2 separate regions of the Mus musculus genome follow, and region 1 is linked to region 2. A link is a loop called in an ENCODE intact Hi-C map of the cell type or tissue named here. Cell type or tissue: left cerebral cortex. All regions are shown on one strand. Links, peaks and the distances in the headings refer to the core of each region. The heading gives the core; the rest is flanking DNA.

Region 1 (9,941 bases), core at 400-8,399, 50 kb before region 2:
CATGGAGGCCCATGGCTTGGAGCACTACTCTAAAGAGATTCGGAAGAACAGCTTCTCACCTGCCTTCCGCCGAGCCCATATCTGCACCAGTCCTTCCCACACGGGAGGGTCAGTGCCTTCACTCAAGCTCAGTACCTATCTTTGAACAGCGTGATTCATTACGGCAAGACCCTGCTAGCTCCGCAATCTGTAGGCTGTCCCTGAGCAGAGAGCAGAAACCACGTCGTTCCTTGACTGCATTTTGTCTGCTGCTCCAGTGAGCATCAGGATCCAGGCAGGTGATTAGCAGGCAGACTATACTGCAGAGAAATCACTTCAGAAGACTTAGCCAGGACCATGAAAGACAAAGCTGGAAGATCCAGGCCAGACGAAACTGGTCAGAATGTCCTGTATCACTTACTTGAGTATGGTGTTACAGAAAAATTCTAGTCTTCACCTAAAGATTCCATGCTCCCTCCAGGTACTGCCACGGCTCAAAGGACAGGGAACTTTGTAGCGCCCTGAATCACAGCACCAACACTGCCCCAGGAGGGGACTTCTCTGTAGAAGTTGTGTGGCCACTAGACTTCCCAGCAGAGCAGGCATCAGCTTCCCAATGGGCCAGCCCTGTGAGATGCTCAGCTGCAGCAGATGTGCTTCACACAAGGCAGAAAGCTGGCTGACTCCTTATCAGCCAGGCATCCTCAATCCCTGCCCCTGGCTTCCATCCCAGCCAAAATGTTGTTACTGCTCCCTGCTTGGATAGCAAATGTCACCAGGCTCAGCCTCTCCCTTGGCAGAGGCTGTGGCAGCAAGATCATGGCATGGGAGTGGGAAGAGGCTCTGTGAAGCTGCCTTGTCCTCCCTCTGCCTCTAAGCAGTACAACCAACCATCCTCCCAGGACCCTGGCCTGCCCAGCTTTCCAGAAGGAGGGACAAGGAAGGAGACTAAACCTAAGACACAACCAGTGAGGGAGACAGAATAAAGGTGCTTTCCCCCAAGTCTGAGGACCTTAGGTCAATCCCTGGGACCTACATGGTAGAAATGAGAACCGATTTCCACTAGTTGTCCTCTGACCTACACAGATACTCAGACAGACAGACAGACAGACAGACAGACACACACACACACACACAGAGAGTCAGACACACACTGAGAAACATACAAACACCTATACACATATACACTCACATATACACACTCACACACACATACACACACACACACATATGTGCCCACAAACACATATAAACATATAAATAAATTCAAGACATAAGAGCCAATCTCACAGAGGTTTTGCTGAAATTTTTATCAAGTTCAATTGGCTCTCCTTTGACATGTTATTACAGGATATTTAACAAGCTACATGAAAAAGATGAATGAGTGGGAATGTCCCGTAGTCCTGCTACCCAAAGCAAAAACATTTTAACTTTTGTTTATGCCTGTCCTTTTCGATACGCCTGCTTTGATTTGGGGCACATTTTAACATAAACATTTCACTCATCACTTTTAGATTATCTAAATCATCTTAAATAAACACAACCCTTTTTATGTCGAGCTCTTCCATGCCTCCTCTACAGGACAATGAAAAAAACTCTCTGGATTTCTATCGGGAAACCGGAAGGAGTGTGCACTTTGCCATTTTTTTGAAATCTGAACGTTATACCTTGCCCTAGGTGCTAGCTGGCTGGGCGTTCTCTCAGCCAACAGCATGAGGAGAAAGACAACTCAACCACAGGTTTGGATGAAGCAAGAGGACAGAGTTCCTGCTGAAGGAGCCAGTTATAGAGACTTTGTCTGGAAAAAGACTGGTTATAGCCACAGTACTGAGATCGAAGGGAGGAGGTGGGAGGCAGGGTAAGAAAGGAAAACCCAAATCTGCCCTAGAGAGGTGACTGTGCTGTTTCTACTAACACTGCAGAAACAAATCCCCGTTCAAACAACAGCCCCCCAACCCAGCTCTGAAAGGACAAGATACACACACACAGCCCACCTGTCCAAGAAACGGGGCCAGCCTTCAAAGGATATTGGCTAGATTCTCTCACCGTGGGTGACATTGAATGATGACTTTGGAAATGACCGCAAGCTATTTACTAGAATTACAACCAGTAACTCATTTCACATCAAAAAATAGATAGGAGAAAGCATCAAAGCAATTTTCTCAGCTGGATGCAACACTGGCACTCATGAAAACTTGCGGAGAGGTTTAACCCCATGGATTTGAGCAACAGGACCATCCACGAAACCTCCTGAATAGATAAGCCAGGAAACCCAGAAATGACTGAACAGAGAGAGCTTCATTCAACAAAAGGAATTTGGGTCCATTTGCTTCAGCTCTGCTCACTGGACAGTCATCTTCCTCACTGAAGAGGTTGGCGGGCCAGACTCTGATCTTTCCTCAAATCCTTAGCCTGAATGTACTCCACTAATAAATTGCACCCAAGAAATGTCCCCAGAAGACATACAGCTCTCCCATCAGCCTGCCCTCAGGCATACTGCATCCCACAGAGGAGACCACCGAACCTGCATGCTCAGACTATTAGCGTCCTTACATAAAATCCATTCGCTGTAAGCCTGCTTGCTGGGTTTCTGTGATGCCTGAATTCCCAGTGCAGTGGGACGGCTGGAACAAAGCCCTCCCTTTCCTTCACTCAGGCTGCATGAATGCAGATTCTTTGGCTGCAGGGGTGTGGGCTAAAGTTCAAAACAGTGAGCAAGACTTTGAGCTCAACTGCCTCCTGTCTGTACCTAACAAAAGAAATGAAGACTAGACAAAAATCAGCCGGGAAGAAGCCCACTGGAAAATGGCTGGCCTCTACCCTGGCCTTAGCCATACAGTGGCTTTCTCTGCGCCTCAAGACAAAGTGTGCATAGTCCTACAGGCAGAGCAAAAAACCTCTACGTTCTGGAAGCTGTTTGCTCTGAGCACTGGCATGTCATCCCAGCAGGACCTCTCCCTTCTGCAAGTCACAAGCTGTGAGGGACGGGCGCATACAGTTACAGCAAGCCAAGCGGTGGGCTGATGCTGCAGGGCCTCCTGAACAGCTAAGTGCCGGGTGCTTTCCCTGTATCCTCTCAGCTACATGGTTAGCTTGTCAGGGTTATCATCCTTGCTTTGTAGATGTGCCCCTGACAGATTAATGCCTTGCCTAAGATAGCTGCAATGCTGGGAAACCTGGGCTTACTCAGGGGTCTGAGGCAGGGAAATTGAAGTTCAAACATTTAAAGTAAACTCATAGCAACTTAGTGAGATTCCATCTCCCAATGTAAAGGCGAGTTGGGCTATGGCTCAGTAATAGAGTGCTTGCCTACGAAGATATAGGTGAAGTTCCTAGTGCTGCAAAGATTAAAAACAGGTGAAAAACAATGAACTGGGTGGGTCTGCCACAAGAGATCCCAGGTTCCAAGTGAGAAGTCCCCAGGTCTGTAAGATATCGACCTTGGATAGATCAGCCACAAGGCCAACTCCAAGCCAAGGAGGCCTGAAAGAGCAGAAAGAGATGACTGCATTTCAGTTGAGCTCTGACGTTATGACTCTTCCACAAGTCAGCTCTCTGTGCCTCAGTTTCTATTTTGTAAAACAGGCTGAAAACCACCTCTCTCTTCGCAGGGCAGCGTGTACGTGAAAATGTCTTTCTGAGAACCAGGAAGCACTGTGAGACAGCACCACCCTGTGTCTCCACTGGAGACCCCAGAACCTAAATCCCATTCACAGTTTATTTTTATTACCAGAAAGCTCAGACCACAGTGGTTTCTTAGCAACGCCTTACCTGCGACTTTTTTTAGTCAAAGTATAAAAACTATGGCAGGCTTTTCCCTTAAGTGGTCAAGGCAACGGCAGGAAGTCGGAAGAGAATGGGAAACAGAACTCCATTTCTGAATATTAAAACAAACAAACAAAAACAAAAACCAAACCTTATTGGGCTGGGGATACAGCTGGGTGGGTGATAGCGACCTTGCTTAGTATGGATAAGACCCTCAGTTTGAATTCCAGCATTGAAAAATAAAAAACCTCATTTACTATTATCTCATGAATTTCTAGATCAACGGGCCCCCAATTTCAGGCTGTGTCCTCAAGGATTCCAAAGACAAGAGAACTCGGCTGGGTGGCAGATGTGAATGGAGGGCTGAGACACAAGCACACATTTAAGGAGCACAATCTACAGTGAGAGAGAGAGAGAGAGAGAAAGAGGAGAGAGAGAGAGAGAATGAATGAATAAATAAATGAATGAATGAATTAGTTCTTGTCCCAAAGAGCCATAGAGGCAGGGACACCTACATAACCCTCTTCCCAGAAGAGGCACAGACAGGCTGCCGACGCTTCCCATCAGCTCCCAACACCCCGGGGGAGGCTGACTGACATGGGATTTCAATGCAGCCTCATTCTTTCACAGCTCACTATGAGCTTTCCCCGTCCCCCTCAATTCCTTAAAGACAAGCTGGAAAAGAGCCCAGCAGCACCCCCTCACCTGGCATGAAGACAGCCCAGAGAGCTGTGCCCCCAACCTTTGTCAGAGCATTGTCCTGAATTTGGCCTTAGAGTCCTCAAGCTGGACTGCCCTGGGCTAGTCTCTTACCCTCTCCAGACTCCATGACTGTCTGTGCAGGGTGAGAGCGAGACATGGACCTCTGGGACGCTCCCCTTCAAATCCGCCTCCTTCCGGCCTGTCTGTTCCTCCTGCCTGATCTACCGAGTGGCCACTGCTCTCACCAAACTACAGCATTTGTTAAATAGAGCAAATTTGCCTCCCCCCAGACTCGGGGGAGGCAAAAGCAATGGACAAGAGAAGTCACAGGAAGAAACCAGACTTCTGTTTTTGAGCAACAGCTCCCCTTTCACATAGCAAAGCCACCACAGCTACATATTTGGCCAGCAGAAAAGAGCCAACGATGTGGGTGTCATGTGGCAATGACTGCATTCCTAATGTTAAGCCCTTCAAAACATCCACACCAAAAACTGCCACTAGGCCCTGAGTGAACTAAGGGCCCCCATCCCCATGTCCCCTTACCTGTGACTGTCACAAATGTTGTCTGAAAACCCAGAGAGGAAAGCCAGTCAAGTTTCTGCATCTGCTTGCCAGGTGTTTGCATTTCTCCTCATCTTTTCTGCTGCCATGGCAACCAAATGCAACAGGCAAAGCTAGCCCAAGACTATCAGTGTCTGGAGAGAAGGTGCTGGTTCTACCAGCCACTGATGGTAACATACAAGACTCTCACAGCCCAAAAGGATGAGCACGGGGTGGCTTCCCTCTGGAGCTGGAGTGCCCTCTCCTTGCTCTTACCTCTGGCTGCCAGCTTTTACCAACATGTAGCTACAGGAGGAGCAGCAGGAGACAGCATCACCTAGCAGCAGGAGATTCCCACATAAGCCAACAATCTGCACCAGTCTCAGAAGAGCTAGCCCTGAAACCTGTAATATAAAGCCTCTTCTGCAAAGGGGCCAACGTTCAGTAAGAGACCGCCTACCTTCAGGAAGCTCAGATCTCTTTTAGAGCTGTCTTCAAACACCACACTCACAATATTATCAGCAATTCCAACCAGTGTTTTCTTTCTCCAAATACACAAATGACAAAATGGGAGAGCAGATGAAATCACTGCATGCAGGGAAGGGAAGGCTCAGTGAGGGTCCCCTTGGTGAGGAGCCTCCAAGGGAGCCTATGTGCCTTGCAGTTGCTCAGCACAACAGTGGGCTTCTGGACTTCCAAAGCAGGTGCACTCTCACTCAACTCAGGCTCCACCTCCACATGAAACGCTTTACAGAATCTGGGGATCGGTGTACACAGCCAGCTGCCGTCATTGCTCAGGAATGTTTCTGTCCTCTTCCCTAAAGCTATAGAGACACCCTAGCACTGAGGAGAAGACAGCATGTGCCTGTGCTTGAGGATCTGATATGGAAATCACATTCCTGAACCTTCCAAGCCCAAGCCCCTTGTATGCAGGTAGCCCTGTTAGCTACTGTGATAATTAGTTCTGTCCACTTGACACAGCCCAGACTCACAAGGAGAGTCTAGGTGAGGAGTTGTTTACATTGGGTTAGCCTGTGGGCATATCTACTGGGGACTCTCTTAATTAAGTCAACTGATTCAGGAAAACCCAGCCCACTGTGGGCAGCACCATCCTCTAGGCAGAGAAGGTCCTGAACTCTGTTAAGACTGGAGAAACGGAGCTGTGACTCGCCCGTGGTAACAGACGGTAACCTGGAACTGTAGGCTGAAACAAACCCTTTCCCTCACCAGTTGCTTTTTTGTCACGATGCTTGACCACAGCTCCAGAAATAAAACTAGGACAGCCACCAAAGGCCAGACCCATGCGGATAACTGCAGAAAACCAGGAAGAAGCTTCAGAAGAGCAGCACAGTGACCCAGTCATGAGCAGGGCGGCCCTGTAACAGTGCTGGAGAAGGGTCCTACAGAAGAGACAGGAGCGGAGGCCTGGTGTCTTTGAAGCAAGCCTAAGGTTACTGCAGATCAGCCAGTTAGAACCTCTATGCAATAGCAACCGTGGTCCACTCAACACACTGAGCACAGCCTGTGACTAGGGTTTTCTCTCTGAAGACCACTGAGATAAGCAGGGTTCTGTTTCCTCTCCTCGAGACCCCAGCTTTGGGCTCCTACTTGATGCCCCTAGAGGTTATGTGTATGTGTACAATTGTAGCAAGAGAGTAGGATGGAAATTAAGTCAAAATTAGCATGTGAAAGAATGGAAGGTTGACTTGTAAAAGAGCAAAGAAAACTGTGGACTGTACAAAGATCCAAAGCCCACCATACTAGACTATACAGTCCCGATCCTCTGTTTAGAATCTCTGCCATTGCGCCTTGGATCTTTTTCCAGCTCTGGTCTATTTCTACCCGTGGAAAAGCTTTTCTCCCTTCGTAAACAATTCTGTTATTATCCACTATCTCTGTCCAGATCCTTGTTCAGGGCAAGAACCTAGGAATTCCCGCAGGGATCCTCTGCCCCATCTCAGCTCTACAATCTTCCCACCAGGTGGGGAGTGTCGTCAGAGCACAGTGTACAAGGTGATGTTTCAGGAGAAAGGGTGTTTTAGGAGGCTCTGATCATACCACCACAGAACGTCCTGCAGCCTCCCTCTCCGCCCACATCCTCTCCCCAGACGTGTGAACACTGAGAAATAAAACTCTTCTCACTTGGAATCAACCCAGCCACTCCAAGCCCCCTCTACCTGACACAAAACAAACAACAAACCAAAACAGCACAAACAGCCTAGCAAGCGAGGTGTTGGGCTCACATCTTCAAGCTTTCAAACTCTGCCTGACTAAGGAGAACATTAAAAATAATAATAATAAAATAATAATAATAATAATAAATACTTACTCCTCCCGCAGAACGTATTCACTGTTTTCTGAAGAAAACTGTCCAGTCACAGGATGCCTGAATGTTGTTGTCTGCTGATTGTGGCTAGAGAGAGAAGAAGAAGTCAAGTCAATGAGGGGACAACAAGGACACCAAAGTCAGCATGCCCAGGGCCCTGGCCATCAAATATTCCTCAGAAAAGGAGGAACATAGCTGGCTAGAACTCACCACACTGTAGCCCAGGTTGACCTCAAACTCATACTGATTCCCCTGCCTCTGACACCTAAGTGTCCAACTGGTTTTCTTTTCTGAAACAGGGTCTGGCTACATGTCCTTGCCTGCCCTGGAACTTCAGTGTAGACTAGGCTGGCCTCAACCTTCGGACAGTCCTTCTATTTCTGCCTTGTACGTAGTGGGATTATAGTTGTGTGTCACCACACCCAGGAAAATACAATATCTTAAAGGCATATTTCACTAAGTTCCAATACACTGAAACATGAAGGGGAGGGGAGGGGAAAAGCCCTTACGATAGTACAAGCTGATACAAGAATGAAGGAAAACAGGCGACGCTTTCAACAGCTTCCCTGAACTGGACGCCAGGGAGAGAATGCCAAGAATTAACCACCCACCCTGCAAGTCCTATCTTCTTAAAATTCCTCTCAGTGCTACCAGATGTCTTCAGTTCACTGAAGGGATAATAAACGTATGGGCATGTCTCTACAGCGCGACCCGCATGGTTCCAACACACAGGCACTTCTATCACCCTTTTGAAGTCAGGAGTGGCTGCTTCCATGCTAGGCTGACAGACTCGGCCAGTGTGAAGGTGCCTTGTGTTCTGACAAAAACTGCCTGGCACTTCAGAAGATGCAGAGCTGGCTCTGGAGGCTGCTGGCTTGTTTCACAAATAATTGAATCTCCTTTCTCAAAAGAGAATGTGATGGACTGAAAAAGGATTTCCCAAGAACTAAATCAGAGTTGCTTTCAAGTTTTTATATTAAAAAAAATACCAAAAATCACCAGTAGCATCATTATATATCTGGAAATCTCCTTCCAAGGTAGTTTGGGATTTGGGGGTTGGGGGGCACATGTACTAGAGCACACATGTGAAGTCAGAGGGCAACTTTCAGGAGTCGTTTCTTTCCTACCATGTGGATAGGTCCTAGAGATTGAACCGAGGTCATCAGGATGAGTGTCAAGTGCCCTTACTTGCTGAGCCCAAGTTGGCAGTGATTTTTCTACATATAAAAATATGTTCCTTTTTCAGTTTTGATATTTGATGTTATCTTTCTTTCTTTCTTTCTTTTTTTTAAATCCTCAAGTCAACATACAAAGCAAAGGTTTCCACTGGGGTTTTAATATCACATCTAACTGATGCTAGAGAAACACTTCCATCCAACGCCTTCATTTAATTTACTGAGTAACAGAGCCTGACATATGGACATAATCTTTTTCATACAACTTGCCTGTGTGCGAGGCATTGCTGAGGGGCAGGGGCACAGGGGCACAAAAGCATCCCTATCCCCCGGCCCCATGGTGCTTCTCTTTAGACTCGTGCTCTTCTGATGCTGAATATTTTAGAGGGGTTCCCTCCCATTATAATCAACACCTTTGAGCATAGATGCCCCCTTGCCCCAATTCCAATTATTTCCTTGAGTTAAAGTCGTCGAAGTAAAATTACAAAATCAAAGGGCATAGTCCCTTTTAAAAGCTCTTAACACAGGCAATGGAGAGCCGTTTTTGCCGTCACAGCCAGTAGATCATCTCATTTTAGTGAGGTTAAGATGGTAGCTTCACCCCCTAATTGAGCACTGGCTTCTCTGGAGGCCAGTGTATGTAAATCGGCACAGCACAAAGGTTAGAAAGACAATGTCTAAAAGCATGAGATTTCCCTTGCTCTGTCCTGGTGCCTGAAGTAACCTTAGCAGTGGTAGCCGGAGCAGCCATGGTACTAACTAACAGGCCAGCAGGCCAGGCTGCTTGTTCCTTGATCCAGCCCCAGCCCCACCCCTACCAAGCCTTCACTCATCCAGGCACAGCTGGCTTCTCAATTCCTGTTGCTACCCAACCCACAGAATCCTATGACCTCATCAGGCAGGCAGCAGTCTGGGCTTCCCGAAAAAGCAGCTTTCCACTTTAGGATGTAGCCCCTGCAACACCTGCTTCAGACAGCCTTGCATCACGTCCAAGAGCTGGGCCTTATGTGCACACAGCTTTTTTTGTTTTTAACCAGGAGCCTGGAGAACACAAACTCTGGGTCAGTCCCATTTTCAGCCTAGTGGGGGGAAGATGTCTTGCTCACGGGGGGACAAGCAAGCAGCAGCATCCCTCACATCTGAAGCTCAGAAGCACTTCAGAGTCCACAAAACATTTGCTCACACATCTCAGCCGTCAACACATCAGCTCCTTATTTTCTAAGTGAGAAAGCTGGGTGGAGGTGAGAGCTGTGTACAAGACAACTTCAGGGAAGAGTGTTAAGACAGGGCATGGACCTAGGCTCTGATTGGAAATCCCATGCCTTCTACCTGTTGCCCCCTTCCCTTAGGAACCAGAGACTGGCTGCTTCCTTCCTGACTATGGTCAGAAAGCCCTGTGGGCAGGGCATCAGAACATAGAGCTTACCTTTACTCCCCACCCCCCATCTCCCTTG
Region 2 (9,941 bases), core at 1,136-9,135:
AAGGCATGTGACAACTGCCCTTTAAAGAAACTGACAGGCACAGACCACGTTTTCCTGGAGCCTTGTGGCGTCACCACACAATGTGAACGCCAGGCACATGGCAGCAGGATAAGTGTTCTCTATCACTTAACTGCATGAGTCAGATTTGATAAATTCCAGTCTTTGAAAGACTATCAAAAGGAAGCTTTAAACTAACAGGCTATGATGGCAGCCTAGCAACCCAGCCTCCTCCATTGCCACCTGAGCCGGGTACTGGAGCAGTCAGGTCCTAACAGACTTCAGAGCCTCGAGGATGGCGGGCTCCCCAGCATACAACCTGTGGGAAATGAGAGCAAGCTGAGACCTGAACCCCAGCTCCATTTCCCCTTGCTCTCTGACCTTGGGCTTTCTGAACACACACAATGAGCCCACTCTCACTCATTGACTCATGGGTAAGGCACCCAGGAAACAGAATATGTTCACCAGAGCCACTTCCTTCTTCCGGTCCCTGAAATACTAAAGGCAGCTGGGCAAGTCCCTCACTGGGAGAGCACTTACCACACACAGCTCACCCACACACCGCCTCTGAAATCTCAGCCAAGGCCCTGCCCAACCCGTACTTCCACTTTTTTTCTCTAAATAGACAGTATAGACTCTAACCACATCCAAAGTGATGATAAACGACAAATGAGGAGTTTAACGTTTTAGCTGTGTTGTTCTTCAAACCTATGTGAGAAATACCCCTAAAATAAAAGTATGTGCCCTGTATGACAGACACCCCTGGGTCACGGATAGGAGGGGAGCCTAAGTTCTGGTCCTGGATCAACTAGAAATGGTTCTGTATGCTCGGTCAGTTCTGAAACTCAGTTTCCCCACTAATAGACTTGTCAATCCCTTCCAGTTCTCAGAGTCTGATATATCATTGAGTAACCCAAACAAGCAGAATAAGCCAAGCTGAGAATGTCTTTAAAAAGACAAATGTCAGTGGAGTGTGGTGGCTCACGTCTTTAATTCCAGGTGGACCTCTTGTGAGTTTGAGGCCAGCCTGGTTTACAGAGCGGGTTCCAGACAGCCAGAGCTACACAGGGAAACCCTGTCTTGAAAACCAAGGAAAAAAGGCCCGAATGTCACCCGACATAGTTTAGTTACCCCTCAGTGTCTCAGGGGATTGGTTCCAGGACCTCCTGAGGCAGCCACCTACATGAAACGGCACAATATCAGCCCCTCCCCATTCCTCCCATATGCTTTAATCTACCTATAGATTGCTTTAAATAGCTCTGCAATGGAAATGTTGTGTAAACTTGCTATACTGTACTTTTCAGGGGATAACAAGTATGGGGGGGTGTCTACACATGTTTTGGATAAATAATACTTTCCAAATATTTTCTATGTGCAGTTGAGCAGGTTATATGAAGACCCCTCAGACGTGTAGACAACTAGAATTAACACCAAAGAGGAAAAATATGGAAGGATGAATGCCAGCTCCTTCAGTCTCAAAGACCATGCGATTTGAGAGCTCTGGGCTTTGCTACAGTTGGAGTCGCTGGGGAAGGTATCTAGTTGAGTCTGTAATGAGACAATCTAGACTTGAATGTCAGCTTGGGTTTATACCTTAGACTTTATCACCTTAGGCAAGGCATTCAATCTCTGGGTTCCTACAATTATAAAACGGACAGTAGCCAGTTCTCAAGGCCAACTAGGGACAGCATGTGGGCCATCCATGGAGCACCTGAAGCAGAGGTGAGCAGTGGATAATGGCTGTCACTGTGCCTTAGTGTGGGTTTCTATTGGTTCAACAAAATACCATGATCAAAAAAGCAAATTGGGGAAGAAAGGGTTTATTGGGTTTCATTTGAGGGAATCAGGACAGGAATTCAAGCAGGGCTGGAACCTGGAGGCAGGAGCTGATGCAGAGGCCGTGGAGATATGCTGTTTACTGAACTGCTCCCCGTGGCTTGCTCAGCCTGCTTTCTTATGGCCACTAGCCCAAGGGTGACCCTACCCACAATGGGCTGGGCCCTCCCCATTGATCACTAATTGAGAAACCGCCTTACAGCTGGATCTCACGGAGGCATTTCAACTGAGGCTCCTTCCTCTCTAGCTTGTGTCAAGTTGACACATAAAACCAGCCAATGCACACTGTGCGTCTGCAGTCACTGGCAGAGCACACACAGCCTCAGCTCTGAATCTCTTGATCACCTTCCTCTCTGCCCACAGTGCTGAGTCAAGGGTGATCTGACTTCGTAAGGAAGAAAGGCTTACAAAACTATAGCTGCCCAGAGACGGATAACAACCCAATCTCCCCCAACAAAAACAAATGCTCCCATCTTCCTCAAGAGAAAAAAAAGTTTAAAACACTCCACCGAAATGCAAAGTGCTTATCTCCACTCGTATCCACAGTTCTCCCTCTTTATCTCCTTCTGTAATATTTAAGTTTTACAACATATAATTGAAAAAAAATAATTAAACAAGACTGCCTGCTGCTGAGCCAGGCCAGACCTGACACTGCCCATGTGTCACCAGCACAGATCTGGACACCTGGCGTCAGGCAAGTCACTGCACCCTGCTGTAAGATGAAGGACGGGCACCTGATCTGATGACATCATCAGGCTGCTGTGAGGTGAGGACCCAACAGCAGGCTGTGGAATCTCCATCCTTCTAGAGCTCCTAACTTCCTGTGCCTGGAGGGAGGCCCAGCAGTTGCTGTTACTTTTCCTTCCAACTCAGAATGCATGGCTTCGAGTCACACCTTTATAATGTTGCTCGGATCGTTAAGAGAGAATAGCCCACAAGGCGGCAGCCTTTTCTTAGGAGCATACTTCCAAACTAACAAAAATGAATTGGAGGCTATGAACATAACTCAATGTTAGTGAGCAACTCCAAGTTGAAACCACTACCAGCCACAAGCCGTTGTCTTCCCCAGGTGTTCTGTTCCTTTCTTCTTGCTGACATTTTTTTTCCCTCTCTAACATTTGGGGAACTTCAGACCTCAGTGCACACTGGGTTGTGGGAAGCAACGGCAATGAGACAGAAGATCTCACCTAAGGAGTCAGAGAGCTGGGACCAACCTTTGTGAACGCTGAGCCCCATGGTGGATCTGAACAAGGGACTAGTAAGAACATCCTACAGCCAAGCTGGGCGTGGTGGCGCACACCTTTAATCCCAGCACTTGGGAGGCAGAGGCAGGTGGATTTCTGAGTTCAAGGCCAGCCTAGTCTACAGAGTGAGTTCCAGGACAGCCAGGGCTACACAGAGAAACCCTGTCTCGAAAAACCAAAAAAAAAGAACATCCTACAGCTTTATACCTTATTTCCCCTACAACAGCAGAACAGGCCAATGAAGAAGGGTACACAAACATATTTGAGGAAACTTGAATTTAGAGGCTCTCAAATGGTGGTTTCCAAGAGGCAAACAAAATCAAAATAATTTTTGATAATTGTTTGCCTCTCCAAGAGGCAAACAAAATCAAAATAATTCCTAACAGCTCAACTGCTTCATCAATAAAATGTAAACGATAGTATCTGCCTCTAAAATTGTCCAGAATTCAATAACACACACAAGAACGGTGTCCAACAGCCCCTGGCACACAGCCTGTTCGACCAGAATGCCATGCCACGCCCCCACGCAGGATCCTGTTAGGACACCTTTCAGTGGCCCCAGCATCTAAGGCTCCAAAGACCTCTTTCAGTACTGGAGGCTGGAAGCCAAGTGTGATGTTCAAGCGTGATTAAACCCCTCCAGGAGAGCTGTCCCATCTGATCCATCCCTAGGAGCCCAGACATGGTTTCTAACATACTTATTTCCTCGTGAGAAAAGCAGCTCCCCCAGCCCACATCCCAAAGATCTTCTATCTGCCAATTAGTCAGCACTGTGCTAAATCCTTTCCAAACACCTCCTATAATCCTCCCAAGTATGGGGCTAGGGTGGGGTTTCCTTATCCCTATTTCACAAGTGAAGAAACTGACTCTGCCTCAAGGACACAAAGCAGAGACTGAGTTCAAAGCCAAGTCCACAGAGAAAATCTCTCTCTCTCTCTCTCTCTCTCTCTCTCTCTCTCTCTCTCTCTCTCTCTCTCTCACACACACACACACACACACACACACACACACACACACCCTGCCTTAATCAACCCCTCACGCTCTCTCCCTCAGTTTCTGCATTCCCACAGCATGCTGGCCTACAAGAGTGGTCCCTTTTGACCCTCACAAGAGACAGCCCAACTCCCCCAGGAGGATCTTTGTGGTTTTGCAAACAAGGCTGCTGGGTCTTGTCTGTCTCCTCCTGACCTCCTGATTCAGACAAACCCTCAGAGTATTCCTCTCTTGCCCTGAGACAAGGCTCCCTGGAGTCAGTGCCTAGCAGAGGCCTCGGAGTAGGCAAAGATACACCGTGACTGCGTAACCACGGGATGGGACACAGGACATGACACAATTCCAAACAGCCACACCCCACCCTGTGACCCCATAACCCATCCCATAATTCCAAAGGCTCCGTGAAAACTGCTTTGCTTTCCCCTGAAATCCTCCAACCCCTTCCTATTCAACTCACAGTGCTTAAGAGACACTATCAGTCACTGGCTCTTTATGGAATCCCCCTGGGTGGCTTCACCAGGCAGGGATAGGGCCACTGTCAGTGAATACTGGGACATGACAGCAAGCCAAAAGATGAGCAGACATTATTAGATGTCAGCTTTGGGCTATCTTCCTACAGCAGAGGAAAACTGGCTCACAATCAGAGCTGTCTCCAAGCCCTCCATACAGCACTGATAGCTTGGGCCACCACTGGAGAAGACAACGCAGCTAGGTGCTGGGAGTGGCACCCAGAGCGTACAGATCAGCAGGCCCTGCTGTAGAAACCCATGGTACTGTTCTGCCAACTACTTCCTTAGGGGAATGCAGCCATTGGAGTGGCCAGCCCACAGAGCAGGAGTGGAGAGGAAGAGGAACCTATGGAGCCAAGTGCCCGCAGAAGTTTTCAGAAAGCTAGGACCTAAAGGACACCAGGCCTGTTTCAGGGCCTCTGTCACCTAACAGCCAGCCACAGGCAGAGTTAGCATCAGCTTCCTTGCTCTCTGCTCCCACGCCTTCTGTAAGGCCCCTTCTTAACACACTTCTACACCAATCAGAGGGCCCTTCAATTACCAGACTGAGCACTGGGTGCTAGGCTGGGCAAACAGATTGCCGAGTCTCAAGACTGACTACTGCTAGGAAGAAGGGTAACGGTGTCAACTCTCCTCAGGCTTGCTTCCACTTATCCCCAAAGCCTGTTCTCATCCCTCAGGCTTGCTTCCACTTATCCCCAAAGCCTGTTCTCATCCATGCCCCCAGCAGTCTGGAATCTCCCCTCCTGTTCTGCTTCTTGGGGCCCAGGTAGAGATACCCCAACTGTAAGTACAGCACACCTAGTGCTTGGTGATAGACGCCATGCTCTGTCAAGACAAGAAAGGGAACGGAAACCTCCTAGGGGGTGGGCTTCACTCCACTCTGCCCCCATAGTTCCACACCTAGGCCTGTCTTCCACTCTGCAGGAGACACAGGCTGGGTATCACCTGTCAGGTTCCTGCCAGAATTTCTACAGACCCAGGTTCTCAAAGCGGCGTCAGAGATACTTGTAGAATGTAGAATTGCAGGTAGCATTTGCAGCTCAGACTCCAGACTAAAAGAGCTCAGTCTGGTGTGAGAGTGAGAGCAGTTGGTTTCCAAAGGCAAAGAAAACAGGTACATACTGTGAAAAAGACAAAAAACGAAAGGACATTGTCTTGCGGTCTTCCCCAGAGAGTCTGTCTGTCTCGCAGACAGGAAAAAGGGGTCCCTCCCAAGTCCCAGTTCCCTGGGAGAATGCCCACATTCTCCCTGGAAATACACTGCAGTATGATGGACTGAAGAGTGTCAAGGAGAGAGAGAGAGAGAGAGAACCTGAGAGCCACCAATCTCATTTCGAGTCTCTGCCACCAGCCGATACAATATTAATAATTAACCTGCCACCAAGAGCTGCTGTTGCTAAGAAAGACTAGTGACAGCACTGGAGCCCCAGCCCTAGAACGCCCCCCCGCCCCCAGGTTTCATAGTTTTGGGCGCAAAGGGAGCCTGGAACAAAGCCCTGCCTTCCTCCAGGACACCTGAGATGTCATTCAAGAGGGGCTGACCCCTGACCTTTCCATAGCCAGCTTCGGGCTTTCAGCTCTCCGAAAGTGTGCAAGGAAAGGGTCGGAGGTGGGGGTGGGGTGGGGGTGGGATTGGCCGACTCCGTGCAGAACCGCTGGCCACCTCCCGCCTCCTTTGGAACCAGCCTCCGACCCGCAGCTCCCACGCCTCTGGGGCCTCTCAGTTCCCACGCACCACTGGCGATTTTGGAAAGCCATGCTGTCTGCAGAGAGAGAATCCTGTTACCATGAACACAGGCAGGACTTGGAGACGCGATTCTTAACCCTACTGGGCAGCTACCGGCGCGCCCTTCCCAAGGGGAGATTAACCAGTGGCCGGCTGAATCCTCTCCCAACCCGCCGCACCCAGACACAAAGCACCAGACCGCAGCCCACGATCACAGAGTCCTGCCCGACAAAGTTCGTGCGTGCACACACCTGCAGACTGCCAGCGGCTCTCCCCAGAACCCCAGGGCGGCGGGGCGCGCATCCCGGGGCGGGCAGCGCCAAGGTTCCATGCGCCCGCTCCGGCCCCAGTGGGCCACCGGTCAACAGCTTTGGGCCACGGAACGTGCCCGGGCCTCCACGCGCCCGCGGAGCATCGTGCGCCCTTCTCGTCCTCGCCGGGGCCTTTACGAAGAGCCCACACCCACTTGACATCAGCGCCGACCCAAGCGCGCCGCGCAGCGCCAGACGCTGGCCCCTGGCAGTCCAGAGGGCGCCCTAGGTGCTGCCGCGCGGCCAGGACGGCGCGTCCCGGACTGGCACATTCCTTTCCTCGCAGAGGATGCTGCAAACTGGAGGAGGCTGAGATGGAGGAGGGGAGGGAGGCAGGCGCGCGGGGAGGGCAGGACCTGCGGCCTCACCACTGCGGCGCTCTGGCGCTCAGCCAGCCACCAATAAAGAGCTCTGCCAAGCCCTTGCAGCGAGCACCCATCAACAGTGAAGACCAGGCTGTAGGTGACGAGGTGTGATATCCATGCACCGCCAAAAACCTTGAGAGCCCTGACCTTGAATTCTCTTCCACCCAATGTTTCTGGAAGCTCCCCTTTAACAGTCCCTAGGGAACTGCCCAGCTGATTCTGTTAAGTCAGGAAAGAATGCTTGGTTAGATATGGCTGCTGACCCCCATACCCTAAGAGTATGACAGGCCCCAGCAAAACAGACCATACCCCTCTGGCTTTGGCAGCGCCAACTGTGTTTTTCTTCTTTCAGTGTCCTTGGTAAAAAGGGACTTTGCTTCTGTTCCTGCAAGCAGTTGGAAACAGAACCGCCCAACAACCCACACACACTGCTAATTCATTCATTAGCATCTAAATATTCAAATAAAAATAAGGCTCAGAATGTGCCTGCAGCTACACATAGAGGATAAAGTGCCTGCACTCACAGCCCCGGGAGTCTAGTCAGGATGAGCGCTTAACCACAGAACAAACTATTACAGTGGTCGCAGAAGTGCGGATGCAGCTATGCCAGGGACCCCAAACTGACTCAGTAACTGACTTCCTTCCCTGAGGAAGCCACACAACTGCAGAGGCTTGCTGAGGGTGTACCCTGGTAACTAGGGTTTACTTAAGTTCCCATCAACAGGTGGAGATGACTGGGCAGATGAGGGCCTCCATGCCTGAGAATCAGCTTTTGTCCAGAATGGGTGTGGGGCAGCCCACAGGCCCAGCAAAACAGTTTACCCATGTGTCCAGAGGCCCTCAAATGCTCTCTCCTGTCGGCCTGACTCACGGCTGTCTCACCTCAGCAAATGCAGAGTTGGGACCGTCACTCATGGATCCAGTGTCACTGCCATCATTCTGCGAGGCCCGTGGATATGCCTCTGGTCTCTGGTCTCTGTGTTCTATCTACGGGGTAGGGATGGGTGAGGACAATACCTCTCCAAAGATTTGTTTAACTCGGCTTCTTTGGAAAAATATACAAATGCCATTCTCATTCTGTAGCCTCTCTGATACAAGACAGCAATCGATTATTTTCCAAATCACAAATCATACTGAAGGGCCAGCTCAGTGGGAGCTAAGTTCCAATCCCCAGCACCTATGTAATGCTGGGTGGGTGTTGTGGTCTGCATACAATCCCAGGGCTAGAGGTGAAGAGGTTCTAGAGGCAAGCTGGCTAGCTAGAGTAACCTCCCAGTTCAGTGAGAGATGCTACCTGTATATATAAGGTGGAGAGCGAATTGGCCAGGCAATAAAGGACAGGAATGCTGTGGAAGATTCTTTTGAATAATTTCCAGTTTAATAGGGGAAATAGACCCATTGTAGGAAGTATAAAATGTTCCTGGGGATAATTTGTCAGTATGAGATAAAAAGCCTTCTAAAACACTCAGCTCCTGTGAGCCAGTTAAATAAGTGTTTATCCACAAAACATAGAGATCCACCCAGGGCTCACTGGTGTCACCATTTGCGCAACAGCACATAACTATAATGACCTAAACACACAAGAGGCTGGCTAATACACTATGGAACAAACATCCTTACAGTGAACATGTCCAAGCTTTAAATGATAGACTTGGGGCAGGGTGTAGTAGAACACACCTTTAACCCTAGAACTCAGGAGGCAGAGGCAGGCAGAGCTCTGTGAGTTCAGGGTCAGCCTGGTCTATGTAGTGAGACCTTGTCTTTAAAAAAAAAAAAGATATACATATATAATATTTACTGTAGAGCAAGCAAAAGGTTCTAAGACCAGCGATCCTGACTGTGTGTATGTGTAGTGATCCTGACTGTGTGCATTGTGTGGGTGGGGTGGGTGGAAAGCACTTCCCATGGAGCTGCCTGGTGTTCCTTTTTGTTCAGAGCTGACCTTACCCATGTCCTGCTGCAGACATGTCCTGCGATGGCACAAGGAACTCTATTAGCCCATACTAGAGGTATCAGGTCCTAATATTAACATCAAATGGAGCAAACCTCCCAGGCAAACAGGAGCGCACTCAGTTCTTCACCCAAACACACCCGCCACTGCAATTGGATCTTTGTCTTAAAGGGGAAATCACTTTGCCTCGGGCCTTGGTGTAGAGATTTGTCAGTTATTCTTCTGGCTCACAGGTACTTAGACTTCATTACACACGAATTCCTGTCCAAGGTGGTATGGGGTCTGTCTGGTTTTATGACTTTTTTAACCTTACAAGGACTCTGGACGCTAATTAGTGTACAGTTCAGTAAGGCAGACAATGCACTACCTGCCAATATGAACAATGGCAGGACTCTGCTGGGTTTTTATCGCCTTCCTTGAGATTTTCTGGTTTAGCTAACTTGTCTGACAATAAGTATATATGACTCTGATGATCAGATCTTAAAATGCTGCTAAAAATAACTGAGTTTAGGAAACTGTTCAAAATCTAGTGTGTTCCTGTAATGCTTGGGAGGCTGAGGCAGGAGGATCACTATGAGTTAGTTCAAGATCAGCCTGGGTTACAGAGTGAGACCCAGCAAGTGTTCTTAACCACGGAGTGATTTTTTTCCAGCCCCTGCATTGACTTTTAAAAGGCCACTTTGCCTGTGCCCTTCACATTCCTCCTTTTGGTGAACGCTGACACTGTCCCAGCTGGTGCCCCTAACCCAAGGACAGACACTCCATCGTCGCTAGGATACCACACAGAAAAAACTGGCAAGAAAATTATTTTTATATTTATCTCCTGGGCTGTGCTTATAACAATGCCCAGAAACTTAGCAAAGGTTCCAAAATGAAGCAGCCATGACCAGAGGTTCTGTCCCCTGCTTCCAAATGTTACCATTATATGCTAATTATTATATTATTCAAATACCAGGTTTGATATTCTGGGTTCTTAGTGAGCTCAGGGAATTATAGCCTATGCCTT

Evidence for each region. A loop is a pair of places that touch in the nucleus more often than their neighbours do. Peaks named below come from ENCODE experiments on the same cell type or tissue, not always from the same donor. Only the 100,000 strongest peaks of a DNase experiment are listed, where the experiment ranks them.
Region 1: it touches region 2 in a loop (2.7-fold over the local background); 4 of 42 quality-filtered maps call a loop at or near these places.

What each region holds. Positions count from the first base shown.
Region 1 is chr7:116,181,955-116,191,895 of GRCm38, forward strand. Plekha7 (pleckstrin homology domain containing, family A member 7) reads right to left here. Exons shown (of 27, transcript NM_001305185.1): 4 at 7,316-7,399. Among named protein-coding and RNA genes, the nearest start is that of 1110004F10Rik, 94 kb to the left of the region's middle. In left cerebral cortex, for the core only: no CTCF peak of the experiment used is centred there; DNase peaks (open chromatin) are centred at 697, 4,426, 4,795, 5,092 and 5 more places; H3K27ac peaks cover 5,763 bases.
Region 2 is chr7:116,230,893-116,240,833 of GRCm38, forward strand. All of the region lies in intron 3 of Plekha7 (pleckstrin homology domain containing, family A member 7), which reads right to left. Among named protein-coding and RNA genes, the nearest start is that of Gm44867, 56 kb to the right of the region's middle. In left cerebral cortex, for the core only: a CTCF peak has its summit at 2,760 (motif pointing right); DNase peaks (open chromatin) are centred at 2,729, 3,818, 5,774, 6,391 and 1 more place; H3K4me3 peaks cover 1,713 bases; H3K27ac peaks cover 1,143 bases.